Linked DNA regions of Mus musculus: all the other regions are linked to region 1. The links are chromatin loops, found by intact Hi-C in ENCODE. Cell type or tissue: heart. All regions are shown on one strand. Each heading gives the region's core, and the rest is flanking DNA. Links, peaks and the distances in the headings are about the cores only.

Evidence for each region. Peaks named below come from ENCODE experiments on the same cell type or tissue, not always from the same donor. Only the 100,000 strongest peaks of a DNase experiment are listed, where the experiment ranks them.
Region 2: a loop joins it to region 1, with 5 times the contacts of the local background. A loop is called at or near these places in 14 of 42 quality-filtered maps.
Region 3: a loop joins it to region 1, with 2.0 times the contacts of the local background. A loop is called at or near these places in 5 of 42 quality-filtered maps.

What each region holds. Positions count from the first base shown.
Region 1 is chr9:44,122,324-44,130,139 of GRCm38, forward strand. Gm10687 (predicted gene 10687) reads right to left here. Exons shown (of 2, transcript NR_152189.1): 2 at 1,445-2,970. Among named protein-coding and RNA genes, the nearest start is that of Gm10687, 8.3 kb to the right of the region's middle. In heart, for the core only: CTCF peaks have their summits at 2,198 (motif pointing left) and 3,872 (motif pointing right); DNase peaks (open chromatin) are centred at 3,408, 3,868, 5,188 and 5,308; H3K4me3 peaks cover 233 bases; H3K27ac peaks cover 491 bases.
Region 2 is chr9:44,389,599-44,394,598 of GRCm38, forward strand. Hyou1 (hypoxia up-regulated 1) reads left to right here. Exons shown (of 26, transcript NM_021395.4): 24 at 1-29; 25 at 1,238-1,288; 26 at 1,391-2,771. The coding sequence ends at 1,452. Among named protein-coding and RNA genes, the nearest start is that of Gm26306, 3.8 kb to the right of the region's middle. In heart, for the core only: a CTCF peak has its summit at 2,062 (motif pointing left); a DNase peak (open chromatin) is centred at 2,083.
Region 3 is chr9:44,180,085-44,185,084 of GRCm38, forward strand. All of the region lies in intron 2 of Cbl (Casitas B-lineage lymphoma), which reads right to left. Among named protein-coding and RNA genes, the nearest start is that of Mcam, 48 kb to the left of the region's middle. In heart, for the core only: a CTCF peak has its summit at 2,368; a DNase peak (open chromatin) is centred at 2,367; H3K27ac peaks cover 868 bases.

The DNA of each region.
Region 1 (7,816 bases), core at 1,182-6,181:
TTGCTTCCCCTGGCTTGCTCAGCCTGCTCTCTTATAGAACCAAGACTACCAGCCCAGAGATGGTCCCACCCACAAGGGGCCTTTCCCCCTTGATCACTAATTGAGAAAATGCCTTACAGTTGGATCTCATGGAGGCATTTCCTCAACTGAAGCTCCTTTCTCTGTGATAACTCCAGCTGTGTCAAGTTGACACAAAACTAGCCAGTACAATGTTCAAGTTTTTAATTGTATTTTCTTTTTGAGATCAGGTCTCACTATATAGGCCTGGCTGGCCTTGCACTGCTGGTCTTCCTGACTTGGCCTCCTGAGTGTTGGGATTACTGGATCCCTCACTCTAGCAATAAATACACATTTGAAGAGAAGTGTGGATTGATGTTACAAAGTGAGAGCAGAGTGTTCCCTGGGTATTACTGAAAGCACCATAGATTTTTTTTTGTTGTTGTTGTTTTGAGACAGGGTTTCTCTGTTATAGCCCTGGCTGTCCTAGAACTCACTTTGTAGACCAGGCTGGCCTCGAACTCAGAAATCCGCCTGCCTCTGCCTCCCAAGTGCTGGGATTAAAGGAGTGTGCCACCACACCCAGCAGCACCATGGATTTTTGAGTACTTACATTTACTTTTATTTTGTCTTGTGACAGGGTTTCACTATGTAACCAAGGCTGGCTTCAAACTTGAGGCAATCTTAGTATTAGCCTTGTAATTGTATTAGCCTCCCACATAAGTACACTTTGATAGTCTGTTGGAGCCTCTCTACCCACTAAGCTATCTTGCCTAAAACAAACAAACAAACAAAAAACTTGTTCAAGGCCAGCCTGGCCTACAGAGGGAGTTCCAGGACAGCCATGGATACATAGAGAAACCCTGCCTTAAAACAACACCCCCAATACCACCCCCAAATAAATCTTAAAGTTGGCTTGGTAGCGTTTGCTTATAATCATAGCACTCAGGAGACGGAAGATTCCAGTGTTTATGGTTACCCTTGACTACATAAGTTTGAGACCTTGTCTCAAAAAATAAAGGGCACCTACATGGGTGCTCCCAACAGTTTATGACTCCATAGGTGGTTCCAGGAGATCCAATGTCCTCTTCTGACCACTTCAGACAGCAGCACATACATGGTACACATGTATATATTCAGACAAAACATAGGAAAGTGTGTTTTGGGAGAGTCAGAGCTGCACAGTGAAACCCTGTCTCAAAACAATAATAAACAAATTTTAAAAAATATATTTTAGGATTTATTTATTATAGGTAAGTACACTGTAGCTGTCTTCAGACACCCCAGAAAAGAGCATCATATCTCATTACGGATGGTTGTGAGCCACCATGTGGTTGCTAGGATTTGAACTTGGGACCTTTTGAAGAACAGTCAGTGCTCTTAACTGCTGAGCCATCTCTCCAGCCCCTAAAAAACATTTTATTTATTTATTATTTTTTTTGTTTTTCAAGACAGAGTTTCTCTGTATAGCTCTGGCTGTCCTGGAACTCTGTAGACCAGGCTGGCCTCGAACTCAGAAATCTGCCTGCCTCTGCCTCCGAGTGCTGGGATTAAAGGCGTGCGCCACCACGCCCGGCTATTCTATAGGTCTTGATGATTTCCTACTGGCACGTATAAGGAGCACTCAGCACTCTCTGGGGCATTGAGCAGGTGGTGAACTCTCTTCAATCTGTTTTAAAAATCATCCTTAGTGGGCTGGAGAGAGAGCTCAGCAGTTAAGAGCACTTAACTGGGGTCATGAGTTCAATTCCCAGCAACCACATGGTGGCTCACAACCATTGGTAATGGGATGTGATGCCCGCTTCTGGTGTGTCTGAAGACAGCAATGGTGTGCTCATAGATATATAACATAAATACGTAAATCATTTTTTAAAATCACTCTTATTGTTAATAAGTTCTATGTGTGTATATGTGAACACTCCTACCAGTGACCATTTTCCTGTTACTTAGCAAAGACATTAGGCTTGGGACAGTTTGCATGACTACATCAGCTCTCCCTGACTCCCTGGAGCAAAAATCTCACAGCCATCAGATCATCCTGTGTCAGAATCAGCAATCTAGAACACTGACAGAGGTAACTACACAAAGACTGCAGCCAATTGCCTAAGCTCCCGGAGGTATCAGAATTTTCACTATACCAAGCCTTGATGATCTCTAGATGACCCTACAACCATTTCCACCTGCGACAGGGGTGGAACACTCCCCCTGGTGGCTTACTAGAGGAATTTCATGATGCCAAGAGGCAAGATGGAGCCGGGTGTAGTGGCACACGCCTTTAATCCCAGCACTCAGAATGCAGAGGCAGGCGGATTTCTGAGTTCGAGACCAGCCTGGTCTACAAAATGAGTTCCAGGACAGCCAGGGCTACACAGAGAAACCCTGTCTCAAAAAAAAAAAAAAAAAAATTGGCAAGACGGGGGTTTGGCCCAAACAAATGGCCATGATTGGTCCAAACACTCAGCTGTATACATAGGCCTACTAGACAAGTTGCCTGTGTCCCCATTACATGTGGCGGTCAGAGGACAACTTTCAGGAGTTGGTTCTCTCTCTCCTACCACGTGAGTTCCGGAGAGTGATTTCAGGTCTTCAGGCTTAGCAGCAAGTGCCCCACCCCAGCAGTCCATCTTCCCAAGAATTTAGGAGGCCGAATCAGAAGCGTTTCCATGGACTACACAGGGAGTTCCAGGTGTGCATAGGCTACAAAGGGAGAGCCTGTCTCAAAACACACAGAGCAAAAGATAAACAAATAAACAAACAAACAGAAGGCATGGAGGAAGGAGGGGGAGAAGAGGAGAGGAAACGGAAACAAAAGGGTGGAGGGAGAGGAAAGGACCTTCTGACCCTGCCTCTGCTGGGCTTGTTCTTTTGACAGCTGAGCAGCACTCCCCTCCGCGGCGTGAATGCAGGTCTTCTTTCAGGCCTCAGCCAAGGGTTGGATTTCTCTCTGTGTGGACGTGGGGGAGGCAGAAGAGGCTGCAAAACAAACAAACAAACACCCTCAGTCACATGCCAGGGACAAATGGCTAAAACAAGGCTACACCCTATATGATGTTGGACACTGCCTTCCAGACATTTCCAATTTCCACCATCTAAGGGAGGGAAGGGAGTCTGAAGGGAAATCGAATCTTAGAAAGCAAAGCCTTCTTTGGTTCTGGCCCGCTGGGGCCTGGACTTATTTAATGGATTTAAAGCAACTTGGGGGTATTGTTCCCTTCCTTAAAACCATGCTGTTTATGCCCTGCTGATGTTAATAATTTATCACCATTAACAAATCGCCTGTAACCCAGCCTTATCCCTCACTAACATCCCTCCTCCCTCACAGGATGATGACCATTGGCCAACAGTCCCTTGCCCAGAGCGTGCTTGGCCACCCTCAAAGCAGCACACCCCACTGCCCCTCAGAATGAGGCTAGGTGGCACACTTCCAGGAGGCTGCCCTGGGCCCACGCGGCTGTTAGCAGCAGCTGCTTCACGCATGTGTCTGCTCCCAGTGTTTGGCATGTTTTATTATAAATGTACTTGCCTGTCTCATTATGAATCCACGCTTCTCAAATGCAGGGACGTTGTCTTCACATACACACACACACACCCATCTCCCCCACTCTCCACCAGCTTAGCTGCCCTCTAATGGACTCCGTTCCAAAGGCACAGGGTAGATTAGAGAGAGAAGGGGGCCTCCCCCATGCCATGCCCACTTTGTACCTCGAATCTCCTCTGTCATCTCATTTTGCTACAGTGTTGAGTCGCCACTCAGGATTAAAAAGTAGAATCGGACCCAGAAAGCCTGGGTTTCTGTAACTCTGAAATCCTAAACTCCAGGCCTGAATTCTCCCACCTACTCCATAAGATGAAAGAACAATCCAAATGAGCAGCACTAGGGGGCGCTCTTGGGCCACGAAGACCTCAAGACACCAGTGTAATGCCAAGTCCCCTTTCATCGCATTATTCTGCTGTTGCTCAAAAGCCTTCAGTCGTTCCTCGGTTTGCCTAACTTTTCTTGAAATCCAAGGTGTTTCCCCATAACCTAATTCTGCCTCATCGGAAACACTAGCTAGCCACGTAACACTCCCTGTTCACATAAGCATTCCTAGTGTAACCCACATTTTCTGCTGCAGTAAACATGTATATTAGGAATAAATGAAGGCTTGCAGTGCAAATAGAATGACAACACAGGTCCCCTCCTCCTCAACTGCCTTCTAGCCAGACAGCTGCCTGGAAACTTTGTAACAGGGTCCCAGACCTTAGCACAACTGACTCCGTGAGGGAAATGCCATTCAGGACATAAAACTCAACACAGAGACAGCGCCACCTGCCAAAATGAAAACAGACCTAGTCCATCAACGCCTATAATTCAGGGAAAGCCTCTAAATGTACTAACCTTGCTTTTTGGTTTCTGTAGTACTGCTTTTGGCTGTTTTGTTAACTGAAGTATGTCAACCCAGGACATGGGTTTTGTGCTTAAAAGCTGAGAAAGGCTCAGGGCTATGCTGGTATCCAAACAACAGACATATTACTAGCCAGCTAATAGGGACTATCTATTGGCTTAACCCATGTCTGAGAGGTCCTCTCCGGTGAACCCTCTACAACAAACTTCCCACACAGAACCCAGGCAGTGGTGGGGCACCCCTTTAATCACAGCACTTAGGAAGCAGAAGCAGGCAGATCTCTTGTGAGTTCGAGGCCAGCCTTGTCTGTAGAGTGAGTTCCAGGACAGCCATGGCTACACAGAGAAGCCCTGTCTCGAAAAACAAACAACAAAAAACTATTTCCACATAGAACTGCAATTGGCAATGAACATGCCCTGCTCTCTGCCCTCTTCCTCTTTGTTTCTCTTTTGAAATTTTTTTTTTTTTTTTTTTTTTGGGTTTGGTCTTTAGGTCAAGAGTCTCACTATGGAGCTTTGATTGGCTCTGAACTCAGAGATCCACCTGCTTCTGCCTCCCAAATTCTGGGGTTAAATACTGGCGAGCACTGCCAGGCCAGGCCCTTCTGGTTTTGAGATAGGTTCTCATGTACCTCAGGGGACACTTGAAATCCTGATTTTTTTTCCTGCCTCTGCCTCCTAAGTGCTGGGGGATTACAAGTCTGTGCAATCACCCTGGCTTCCGTCCCTCCCTCTCTCTTTGTTGCAGCCATTTCCCCTGCCTGGAATGGCCAGCCCTTGCTTTTTTTTTTTTTTTTTTTTTTTTTTTTAAGAGAGGATCTTGTTATGTAGAGTAGGCTGACTTCCAACTTGCAGCAAGGCAGCATCTCTGGCCTTCTCCAGCATTCCCAAGTACTTCTCAAGTCCCATTCTCAAGCAGTGGGACTGCAGGTGCACACCACCACACCCCACTGACCTTGTTCCTTTCTGGACAGCTGGCTTTTCTTTGATACCTCCCCGGTTCCAGAAAGACTCTCCTGGCTGGCAGAGGTCCCGGGACCAGGCTCTGGCACTCCCTGTTCTGAGTCCCTGTTCTACCTTCTTTTGAGTCCACAGAGTTCAGCCTTTAATTTGGCTCTTCTCATGACTGACCTTTCTTCAGACCCTCATTGCTTGCTGGGATTGTAGTTCATTGGCAGATGCTCGCTCACCCAGCACACACGAAGTCTCGGTTTGATCCACAGCATTGCATGAAACAGGCAAGGTGGGACATGCCTATGATACCAGAACTCAGGGCACCAGGGCTAGAAGACCAGAAGTGCAAAGCCATCCTTGGTACATAGGAAGTTTAAGGCCAATCAAGACAAAATTTAATTTTTTAAAAAAGATTTATTTATGGGCTGGTGAGATGGCTCAGTGGGTAAGAGCACCCGACTGCTCTTCCAAAGGTCCGGAGTTCAAATCCCAGCAACCACATGGTGGCTCACAACCATCCATAACAAAAATCTGATGCCCTCTTCTGGAGTGTCTGAAGACAACTACAGTGTACACATATAATAAATAAATATCTTTAAAAAAAAAAGGGGGGGTCTTGAATTAAAGAGGCAGGCAGCAGATTTCTGAGTTCAAGTCCAGCCTGGTTTACAGAGTGAGTTCCAGGACAGCCAGGGCTGCACAGAGAAACCTTGTCTCAAAAACAGAAACAAAAAAGAAAGGGTCTTGAAATCTTGCCCAGGCTAGCCTCAGCCCCCTACCTCAGCCTCCCAAGTACCAGGAAAGCATGGGCTATGCTGCCCAGAGTTTCCTCTGAAAGTTTGTTGTTGTTTTTTTGAGTCTTGACACAAGGTGTTTTTGTGTAACACAACTCTGGTTGTCCTGGAACTTGCTCTGTAAACCAAGCTGGCCTTGACCTCAGAGACCCACCTGCCTCTGCCTCCCCAGGAGTGGAATTAAAATAGGAAGCTGGCTTCTATCACCCAGCTAAATGCTAATTTTTCTTTTAAGGATAACATTTCACTATATAAATCCAGGCTGGCCTCAAAACCATGATCCTCCTATCTTCACTTCTAAATGCTGGGACGAAAGGCCTGTTCAAGTACACCCACCCTTTCTCATTTTCTCTTTTAAAGATCAAGATAAACTTGGCTCACCAAAGTGACCCCTAAGTAAAAGTTCTAGGCTGTAAAGTTCCCTGTAAAGAGAGCACAGCTCCTTCTGTCCCTCAGAACTCTGTCCTGGTTCTGTTAGGTAGTAAGCTGGTCTCAAGACCACCAGTTCCTTCAGTGTTTGAGCCCTCACGGCTTCCAGCGGGACAGATGCTTGCAAGAGAAGCAGGTCTGCACCTCCCCGGCTAGTTTGGATCCAAATCCCATGATCCACTGAAGCTCCCCTGGTGGCCCAAAGTAGCGGGGTGTTAGCTTCTTGTGGGTTCTTCTTCCTTCCACCCTTCTCCATCCCCCTTCCCACACTTTCAACCCCCTAACACTAGATAGGAGAAAGGGGAAGAAGAAGGGGCGACTTTATAGACTACTTCCTGCTGATCAGGGGCAGAGTTCCTTAGGGAGAGTTTGAGCTATGGAGTCAGGATATCTAATACCGTCTTCCTTCTTTGCACCAGACAACTTAAACCATAGCCCACCCTGTCTCTCTGGGCTCTGGGATTTATATACCCTCTGAAAAGTCCCCAGAAACTATCTGCTGTTGGCAAAACCACACCCCTGCTACAGCAGGAGACAAATCATAGTTAGCAGCTATGGACAATCTGAAGCAGTCCCATATCCCATATCTGGGATTAAAATGAAAACATCCTTATAATATTTGTTTGGTTTTGTTTTTCACTTGAAACCAGAATTCTCACCGTCTAGGTATGCAGTCTGGGAAGCCAGCAGGTGGGCCTTGTCTATCTCCTTTATTCTCAAGTCAACTACCGTAAGATCCCAACCCTGTCAGGTCCCTTTCTGGGTTGACAGCCTTAAGGACTGAGGGTGTTACGTCCTCCGAGAACACAGGGGCCAGCAGAATGTGACTTCGGATTTCCCACAAGCTCCCCAGCTTATCAGCCTCCAGGACAATGCAAAGTCAAACTTAAGCAGCCCTCTGGGGACATTCCTCCCCCTGGGTGGTGGTATTTGGGAGAGAGGATGTGAAACTTCCTGGGGGTGGGAGTAGGTATAAACTTCCAGCATCCGGCCTGGGCCCCCTACATCCTCCTTACCCCAGATTTAAGCTGGGGACCGGGAAATGGGACGAGGGTATGAACCTAGAAGCCTCAGATCCAGGACTTCACCAGTGACTTGACTTGCTCTGCGCAGGGAGCCCGCTGCTGGGACCCGGTGCTTGGGCAGAATCCTGCCCGCGGGGTCCCACTCTACCCTGGACCCTGAGGCACAGCGGCACCGCACTCCCGTTCTCCCCCGGGACCTGACCCCGCCCTTTCAGAGGAGTGACAGGACCGAC
Region 2 (5,000 bases), core at 1-5,000, 270 kb after region 1:
CATTTTAGAACCTGACAAAGAAGAGACTGGTGAGTTGGGGACCTGGGGAATGAGACATTTCATTAGTCTAGGGGCAGGCAAATTGGCAAGTATGCTCTATTTCAGGTCGGTGAATGTGGTGGCCTTTAGTTTTTAGAAGCATTGCGTTTTCTTTGGAAAAAAAACAAGGGCAAAGACAGGCTGGGGAGATGGCTCAGTGGTAAGTGCTTAATTGCACAGTGTGAGGCTAAGAGTTGAGATCCCCAGCACCCTTGTAAATGCCATGCAGCCAGGCTGCCCATTTACTATGCCAGGTGGAAGAGAAAGGTGGCTAAAGCAGGTGTGTTAGCTTATCTAGATGAAGTACCAACTCCAGATTCAAGTGAGAGACCTTCCCCAAATATATAAGAAAGTAAGCAACGAGCCGGGTGTGATGGCGCACACCTTTAATCCCAGCACTTGGGAGGCAGAGGCAGGTCTTGTCTACAAAGTGAGTTCCAGGACAGCTGGGGCTATACAGAGAAACCCTGTCTCGGGGCGGGGGGGGGGGCGGGGAAGAAAGCAAGCAAGCAACGAGGAAGAAACCCTGCATCAACCTCTGGCCTCCACATGCATGGGCAAAACATATACTTTTTTGTTGTTGTTTTGTTTTTGTTTTTTGAGATAGGGCTTCTCTGTGTGTAATCCTGATTGACCTGGAACTTGCTTTGTAGACCAGGCTGGCCTTGAACTCAATAGATTCACCTGACTCTGCCTCTCAAGGGCTGGTATAAAGGCATACACTACCACACCTGGCTTATATATTCTTTTTTTCTTTCTTCCTTCCTTTTCTTTCTTTCTTTCTTTCTTTCTTTCTTTCTTTCTTTCTTTCTTTCTTTTCTTTCTGACTGTTTCTTTCTATAGCCCTAGACCAGAGAAATGTAAAAATTTGTGGGAGAAAGGTCTGGAGAGATGACTCAATGCTTAAGAGTTCCGGCTCCTCTTCAGTGAAGTCAGTTTCTGTTTTCAGCTTGTAGCTGATGGCTCACAACTGTCTGTAACTCCAGTTCCAGAGGACCTGATTCCCTATTCTGGCCTCCCAAGGCACATATATAGTGCACAGGCATATGTGCAAGCACAACACCCATAAACATTAAATAAAAATTTAAAAAAGAAAAAAGGGAGACACCCCAGATGTGGCTCACACATCTTCTATGTGTACCACTGGATTTGTAGGTCTCACTTGTTTAGTGACTGGCCTTTTCCTTCTAAAATGCAGGTACGGAACCAGCAGACTCGGAGCCTCTGGAATTAGGAGGTCCTGGAGCTGGTAAGAGAGGAGCCTGGGGCATTGGCAGCTTGTTAGGGTTGGAGGGAAAGAAGAGGCTGTTGAGCCTTACACTGCTATTCTCCTCCCCTCCCCCTCCAACAGGACCTGAACAGGAAGAGCAGTCAGCAGGACAGAAGCGGCCTTCAAAGAACGATGAACTATAACCCCAGCTCCTGCCTTCCGACTTGGCTCCAGCCCCTTCTCCTACCACCTCTATTTATTATACATCAGGGTTGGAGTGGGGGTTGGTCCCTCAGGGGCTCAAGTTCCTTCTCTCAGCTGGGACAGGAGGTGGCTGCTCAGTCCTAGAGTAGCTCTATGGGTGAAACCGGCTCTAGTTCTGTCCCCAGCCCCACCCTCTGGTCTCCTACTCTCTGGCCCTGTGTTTGGGAAAAATCACTATTATGTCTTAATTCTTTGCCTGTGGGTAAGTGAGAGAATGGCTGCCAGTAGTTGTTGGAGACCTGGTAGTGGGAAGGATGTTATGGGTCACTGGAAAGTGGCCAGTCTTCACAGCATCCTTTCATCTTTTCCTCTTCCACAAAATCAGTGTCCTGTTTGGGCCAGTGTCTACAGAGCCTCAGTCCCACTTGGTTTCTGAGTGCCTCTTTTCTCTTCTGTGTCTTCTCTTCCCTTGTCCTTCCTCCTTGGCTCTTCTGTCCTTTCCTTCCCTGTGCAGACAGGACTATGGTCTTCTTGCCCAAAGACTTTCATCTGGACTGTCTATAGAGTAAATATGCTCTCATGGTTCATGCGACCCCTGGTGGCTGGAGTAAGCGGGGAGCAGGCAAGAAGGGAAAGCCCTGTAGCCCTGAATGGGTTGTTGGACCCAGGACAGTACAGGTCCGGAGAGTGGCTGGCAAGGATGCAAGTATACTGCAGGCACTCGACATCCTTGTCAGCCCCAGTTCCTGTGACACCTACCCCTTCATGCTCTTTCCTCCTTCCCCCTGGGCTGACCAAAAATGTGCTATCTACTGTGAGCCCCTTTCCCAAGACCCTGGGGGACGGAGAGACCATGGAGTGAATGTAAAAATGCCACCTCACTCTCAGGCAAGCTTTGTGGGTAAAGACGAGGGGTCAGGGTTCAACTTGACAGTGTACTTCGCTAGGAAGGAGAGGCCCTTGCCTGCTATAACCATGCCTAGAGTGCCTGTCCTCCAGTATTGCACCTGTAGCCGGAGCTAGGGCCACCCCAGTGCAGGGGCAAAGCAAACCTGATGTCAGTCGTTTTGTCTTTTCTACCCCAACCTCACCCTCTCACCCTACTTTCCACCCCCCACCCCGCCTTTTTTTTTTTTTTTTTTTTTTTTTTGTGCCACATTGGCAGAGGGGCCTATAGGTCCTTCACTGTTCCCTCCTGTGTGTTGGAGTTCTTTAGTTAGCAGTTCAGGCTGGTTGGACAGGTTTGAATCAAATTGTACTTTGTTCCATTGTTAATTGAGAAACTGTTTCAATAAAATATTCTTTTCTATAGGTTGTATGTGTTTGCTTCTTCCCTCCCTTGTTTGTCTGTTTGTTGTGTGTTTTCACACAGGTAGTGTATGAGTCAGGTTTCCTGAGGTTGGCCTTGGTTTCCTGACCCTCCTGCCTCCACCTGTCCAATGCTGAAATTGAGATACCACATACAGGTTATTTTTAGAGATTCATTTTATTTGATTTATATGAGTACACTGTAGCTGTCTTCAGACACTAGAAGAGGGCATCAGATTCCATTACAAATGGTTGTAAGCCATCACTCCAGTCCCCAATGCAGTTTTTAGATTTGGAATTTGGTTACATTGAAAAAAAGTAATTGTTTGCTGTAACAATCATATTTAATGTGATAAGATAGAAAGTTCGAAATCCATACCAGAAAATGGCTTTTCAATGAATCTGAGAAGCCCACTGCCAGACTTGGGTGCACAGTTCTTGTGATCCATGTGTGTCTCTTACTGCCTTATCTCGAATCTGTACTGAAACATTACCAGGCCTTTGACCCAGCATTCTGCAGGCAGAGGCAAGGGAGCTCCTGGAGTTTAAGCCCAGCTTGGCTTGCATAGCAAGTTGTAAGCCATCCCGAAGCTTACCATGAGGCCCTGTCTCAAAATACAAAGCAACTGGGAGGTGGCAGCACAGGCCTTGAATCCCAGTGCTCAGGAGGCAGAGGCAGGTGGGTCTTCAAGGCCAGCCTGGTCTACATGGACTCTGTCTCAAAAACAAAACGAAACAAAATCTCAAACTTAACACAAGTGGATAGATGAACCAACCAGAGAGAGATCTGTGAACAGAAAAAAATACAAAGCTGGTCACACATGGTGGTACAGGCCTTTAAGCCCAGCACTCAGGAGGCAGAGGCAGGCAGATCTTCCAGGCCAGCCTGATCTACAACGGGAGTCTAAGACATGCAGGGCTCATACCGTGAAACAATGTCTCAAAAAGCCAAAAATAAAAATAGTTGGAGAGACTGAACAAAGGCACCTGTGAGTGACAGTTCACATCTGTGAAGGGAAATTACTTATTGGTGACTGACAGCTAATGAAAATGAGGTGGCTAGCTGGGCGTGGTGGCACACGCCTTTAATCCCAGCACTCGGGAGGCAGAGGCAGATGGATTTCTGAGTTCCAGGCCAGCCTGGTCTACAAAGTGAGTTCCAGCTATACAGAGAAACCCTGTCTCGAAAAACAAAAACAAGCAAAAACAAAAAATGAGGTGACTTATCATTTTGTAATTGGTAAGTTCCAATATTGTAGAAAGACACAAGCATGCTTAGGCTTATAATGGTACACTGGCTTTTGTGTGTGTGTGTGTGTGTGTGTTTAGTGTGATTGTGGTCATGTGGTTGAATGAGAATATTTTTGTTTTTACAGCAATATAGCTCAAAATTGAAATTGAAGTTTAATGATACAGCAACTAGCTTTCATACGGGCATGTTATGGATATTTATTGAGGGAAATTAGGTAAACTTTACCTAATGTTTGTCGAAGTCAAGTTATTCTTGAAACCTTGGGGTAGGTTTGAAACTTCCCCAAATAAATAATAGATTGGTTAGTCTGAGTAGTAATTACAGAGCTGATACACAATGGGGGTGGACTTTATTTTGTGAGGTTTGTCTTAACACATGAGAGAAGTTTAACACATAAGAGAACTTTATTTTTTTTTAGATTTATCTTAACATGGAATGCCAGATTTTAAGAAAAAATGTATGGGCCTGGAGAGATGGCTCAGTGGTTAAGAGCACTGACTGTTCTTCCAGAGGTCCTGAGTTCAATTCTCAGCAACCATATGGTGGCTCACAACCATCTGTAATGGCATCAGATGCTCTCTTCTGGTGTGTTTGAATACAGCTACAGTGTATTCATATACATTAATAAATCTTTTTTTAAAATGTATGGCTGGGCAGTGGTGACACACACCTTTAATCCTAGCACTTGGGTGGCAGAGGCAGGCAGATTACTGAGTTTGAGGCCAGCCTGGTCTACAGTGTGAGTTCTAGGACAGCCAAGGCTACACAGGGAAACCCTGTCTTGAACACACACACACGCGCGCGCGCGCGCACACAGACACACACACAGACACACACACACACCACCAAAAAAAGTACTGACTTCTCTTCCAGAGTTCCTGAGTTCAATTCCCAGCAACCACATGATGGCTCACAACCATCTGAAATGGAGTCTGATGCCCTCTTCCGGTGTGTCTGAAGACAGCTACAGTTGATTTACTCATAAGT
Region 3 (5,000 bases), core at 1-5,000, 57 kb after region 1:
GGCTCTCGAAAGTCCTGATTGCGTTCCCCCTCCCCCCAAGAAAATGATCAAAGCACGGATGGCAAAGATCCATGAGACCACCATGTAGGCTGTCCCTTGTGTGTCATGCCTCCGGACTGATAGCTCTTTGAGGGCTGGTAGTCAATGACAGGTAAGATCCTGGAAGACAGGACAACCCAAGACATACATAGTCCAGAATATTGGGAATCCTCTGTGGTAGGGTCAACAATGTCAAGGCAATGGCACCCCAGTTCCTACTAGGCTGTCAAAACCTAAAAACAAAAGGGTGGACATGTAGCAGGAACGGTAGGGCCACCTCTGTGTAAACGCTGGGGGGTGGGTGGGGGGGCGAGACAGCCTCAAAAGCATCTCCTGCAGAAGGACCTAACTAAGGACTGCCTGAGAGACCAAGGATTGCTGGTACAGATAATGTCAGACAATCAGGAACTGCTGTTTAGAAGAAATGCTTTCTTGGGACCAATGGGGGCGTGGGTAAAGGGTGCTAAAGGAGCTTGTAGCAGTGTTCAGGGAGCTTGGAGGACACTCACCCCAAAAGAGATCTCACATGGTGCTCAAAGTACCTCCTGCCAGCTGCTTAAGCTTGCTCATAAGTACAAGCCAGAGACAAAATAGGAGAAGAAGCAAAGGCTACTGTGCCTGTGGTAAGAAGAAAGCTGCTGGCAAGGGGGACACCCCAACTAAGAGACTGAGCAGGGGTCAATATAGTCACCACTTTGGTGGGGAAGAAGAATGCTCAGCTGATAGTAACTCCCCACAACACAGAGCCCATTGAGCTGGCGGTTTTCCTGCCTGCCCTGTGTTGAAAGGTGGGGGTCTCTTACTGAATCATCAAGGGAAAGGCCAGGCTGGGTGACTGGACCACAGGAAGATGTGCACTACTGTTGCCCTCATACAGGTTAACTTGGAAGACAATAGTAAAAGCTATTAGGTCTAATTACAACGACAGATGATGAGATCCGCCGCTACTAAGGAGGCAATATCCTGGGTCCTAAGTCTGTGGCTCCCATTGCCAAGCTGGAAAGGGCAAAGGCTAAAAAACTCATCACTAAACTGGGTTAAATATACACTGCTAAGTTTTCTGTATGTAAATATAATTACAAAATTATCTTTAAAAGCAACAAACAAACAAAAAAACAAGAAAAAAGCCTGTGATATTGGAGCCAGAAAAATGACTCTGCAGATGAAGGCACTTGACACCAAACATAATGCTCTGTGCCACACAGTGGAAACACCTCCAAAAGTTGTCCTCTAATCCTTCCACAACAGTTGTCACAAGCATTGCCCCACAACACAAAATAAATAAGTGTAAAAATTTTAAGCTCTTATAATTAGAAGCTTTCCTTAATAAAATATGGGAAGTCTTGAGTATTATAAACATAAATTTAGATATAAAGCTACCTTAACAATAAGGGTAATGGACTTTAAAAGTGAAGTGACCAGTGCCTGGAAGTCCTTCATGCACGGGTACTGTCACAAGTGGTGACTGTAGTTCTTTCGCTGTCAAATTCCAAAACCTTTACATGCAACACTAGTGTCATCCAAGAAGAACATACCGAGAAAACAATCATAACTCAGTAACAACATCCTCTGCTCAGCACACTAACCAACTAAAAATACACACCATGAAACGTCTCTCAACAGGAAGTCAGACGAAATGCTAACTCTTATCTACTGAAGTTGTTCTTTTAAAAGAGAGAGCTTGGAGTCATGGCACACATCTGTTATACCCCAGCACTTGTTAAAATAGGAAGATGTCTACTTCAAAAGCAGCAAGTATGAGCTGTATAGCAAAACCATACCCAAACCCATCCATACACACAGAGAAATACATATGAATATAAAATATGAAAGGGATTTTCAATCAATATATCTAAACATATCAATGACCCCCCCCCATAAGTATATATCATATCAGTTGGGCGTGGTGGTGCACTCCTTTAATCTCAGCACTGAGAGGCAGAGGCAGATGGATCTTTTTGAGTTCCAGGCCAGCCTGGTCAACAGAGTGAGTACTAGGACAGCCAGGGCTACACTGAGAAACCCTGTCTTGAAAAGCAAAACAAAAAAGATATATATAATACCATACTCATGGTCCAATTTATGTGATACCCCCACTGTAAGGTAACAGTAGTAAGGAACCAAGGAGAGAAGGCAGCAGCAGCCTATACGAATCTCCAACAGCCGCTTCACACTTTGTACTCCCACTGAATCAACTGTGTGTATGTATGCACCAGGCAAGTCCTCTACAACTGAGCTAAGGTGCCAGCAGAATTGGTTACTTTTACTTTATGTATATAAATGTTTTGCCTGTATGCATGTGTGTGTGCCATGTACATGCAGTGCCAGAGTAAGCCAGGAGGAGGAGCAGGATCCCTTGGAACTGAAGTAACAGATAGCTGGTAGTCTACATGAGGATTATGGGAACTGAATTTAGTTCCTACCCAAGAGCAGCAAGTGTTCTTAACCACTAAGACATCTCTCCAGTTCCCAAATGAATCTTAAAATACAGATCCTTTATTCCTGTCACGTGTAACTCTGGCCATGAACCAACAAAAAATACCATCATAACCTAATTCACCTTTCTGAACAATACTCAGTGCTCTCCCAAAATACTCTCTACTTTCTAAGCCCCATGCCTTTCATGGTGGCAGTACATCAATAGTACATGTATCTCTTCATAGTCAGCTTTTTCCCTTTTAATGCTAGAGATCTAACTAACCTAGAAGCTTGTACATGAAAAATAATTGCTCTATTACTGAGCCATGCCCTAGTCCTTCCATGAGCTTGTTAGTAAGTGTCAGAACTGATCTATGTGATTCAAGAGCTGGAGAGCTCTACTATGATACATATTTTTCCTTCCAATGACTATCATTATGGAATGTTGCCTGTTCTTCAATGTTCTCAGATCCTACCTCCTCGGGTAGGGGAGAGAAAAGTCACTCATCCAAATTTAATATCTATTCTTCCCTTCTGAACAAACTGTATCATCTTGTTTAGATGTTTCATGGCTCTATCATACCTGCTGTGTGAGAACTGTCTTCCTTCCACCATTTGGAAGACAATTCTTCAGGGGCAGAAACAAAGTGTGTGGCACTTTCTCTGTATCTACATCGTACTTTATCTCTAAATTAGGTTACCCATCTGTAAATGACTTGTTAAAACACTCAACAGTACGGCACAGGCTTTTGGGCAAGTACCCCCAATGAACCAACCAACCCAAGAAATCAGCACCCAACCCTGGACACCATAAGCCACTGTTCTTTTTTTTAATCTGCTGTGGTAGTTTCTTGATCTTTAACTGTTTTTTCATGACAGCTGTTCTCCAGAGCACTAGTCAGTTTTTTTGTACAATGCCTTCAACACATCTGACTCACGTGTTTCTTTTTACAACTAGGATTATGAGTTCATGAAAAAAAGCAGGAATGGGTGCCCTTGACACATGTCACAGTATCTTGCTGGTATCACTCCAATCACTTAATTATAGTAATTTTGACCATGCCTCTTCACTGTGTAGCTATTTTTTCCTAATTCCTTTGCAACAAATTCACTTAAATTTTAAAACAATATTACAATTTGAATTAAAGCATAGGCTAGATTACATAGTATACACCTGTAATCCCAGAATTCAAGAAGCTAGGAGGGGAAATCATGGGCTGCATAGAACGACCCTATCTCAAAAATCAAAGCCACCATTGACACACATTTTGGAGGTTAGTACCTTTGTTTTTTTCAGTGTAGCTAGAAAACATAAAATAACTCAAGAATCATGAACTATGTGTCTCTTAGAGATCAGGACTTGTCTGCAGCTGAAAGCCTATTAGCCCATAGTATCAGTTACCGCTTCTCTGTACCAGCTTCTACTTTTTGTTTTTGGTTTCTTTGTTTTTTAAGACAGGGTTTCTCTGGGTAGCCCTGCTGTCCTGGAACTTAGGATGGCCTTAAACTCGGAGATCCAACCTGCCTCTGCCTCCCACGTGCTGGGATTAAAGCCGTGCACTTTCACTGCCTCCACCTTAAGACTAATTCTATAAACCTCCAGAATCTCCTTTCACAAGGACAAATAAGGAAGCATCTTTTATGGCTACGAATGGCATGCACTTAAACATAAAATAAAAATACAGAGACAAAACCAATCACACTCAATGGGAGACAGTTCTAATAGAATCTAATCAAATATGTAAAAAGTCTATCCAGTTATGATTAATTATTTAACTCCTGAGTACATAGCACATTAAGCATCCATTTCTATTTAAACACATGAGTTCCCTGAACAAGCACACTACTGCTACCAAGTTTTTCTGTCCCCAAAGATTGGGAAAGAATGTGGAATTTTTAGATCATTCTAAAAATCTAGGGGAATGAATCAAAGCCAGAGAATTTTCATCATCAAGGCCATCTCATCAATTTAGAGTAACGGACCACACATACACTTTATAATTTTTTATGTAACTTAGGAAGTTTTCTAGACTTGAAAGAATGGATGGGATTTCTACAGACAAAGGAGTTCACGTAAAGCAAAAGGTTCATTTGAGCAGCCTGGGGAGGGGCTGGGCAGTGGCATGCAGCAAAAGGTCAGACCTCATGCACAGCACAGTCACAGCAGCGGGATAAAGCAGAAAGCTAAGAGATTAAGGGATTTCACAAATGCAGTAGGGTGTCCTTAAAGGTTGACACAGGGAAGCAGGGTCTGCTTCAAAGCTGCAAATGACAGCCATATGCATATAAAGAGGAAATCACAAATTTGGGCAGTGAGTTGACTCAGTATAGTATAACCAGGTAAGATAAGACACTGTAGAACTCAAGCTTGACTGGGGAGAGGTTAGCCTAAATGAGACTTTGCAACTGGAAAGACAGCATAACAACTACATCTTCCCCTATGCTGGGGCTCACAGACACAGCCTCTTGGCACACTACGAAAGTACTCCTAAACTACCTCTCCAGATAAAAGTTCATTTATTTATTTATTTAGGTGTTTTGTT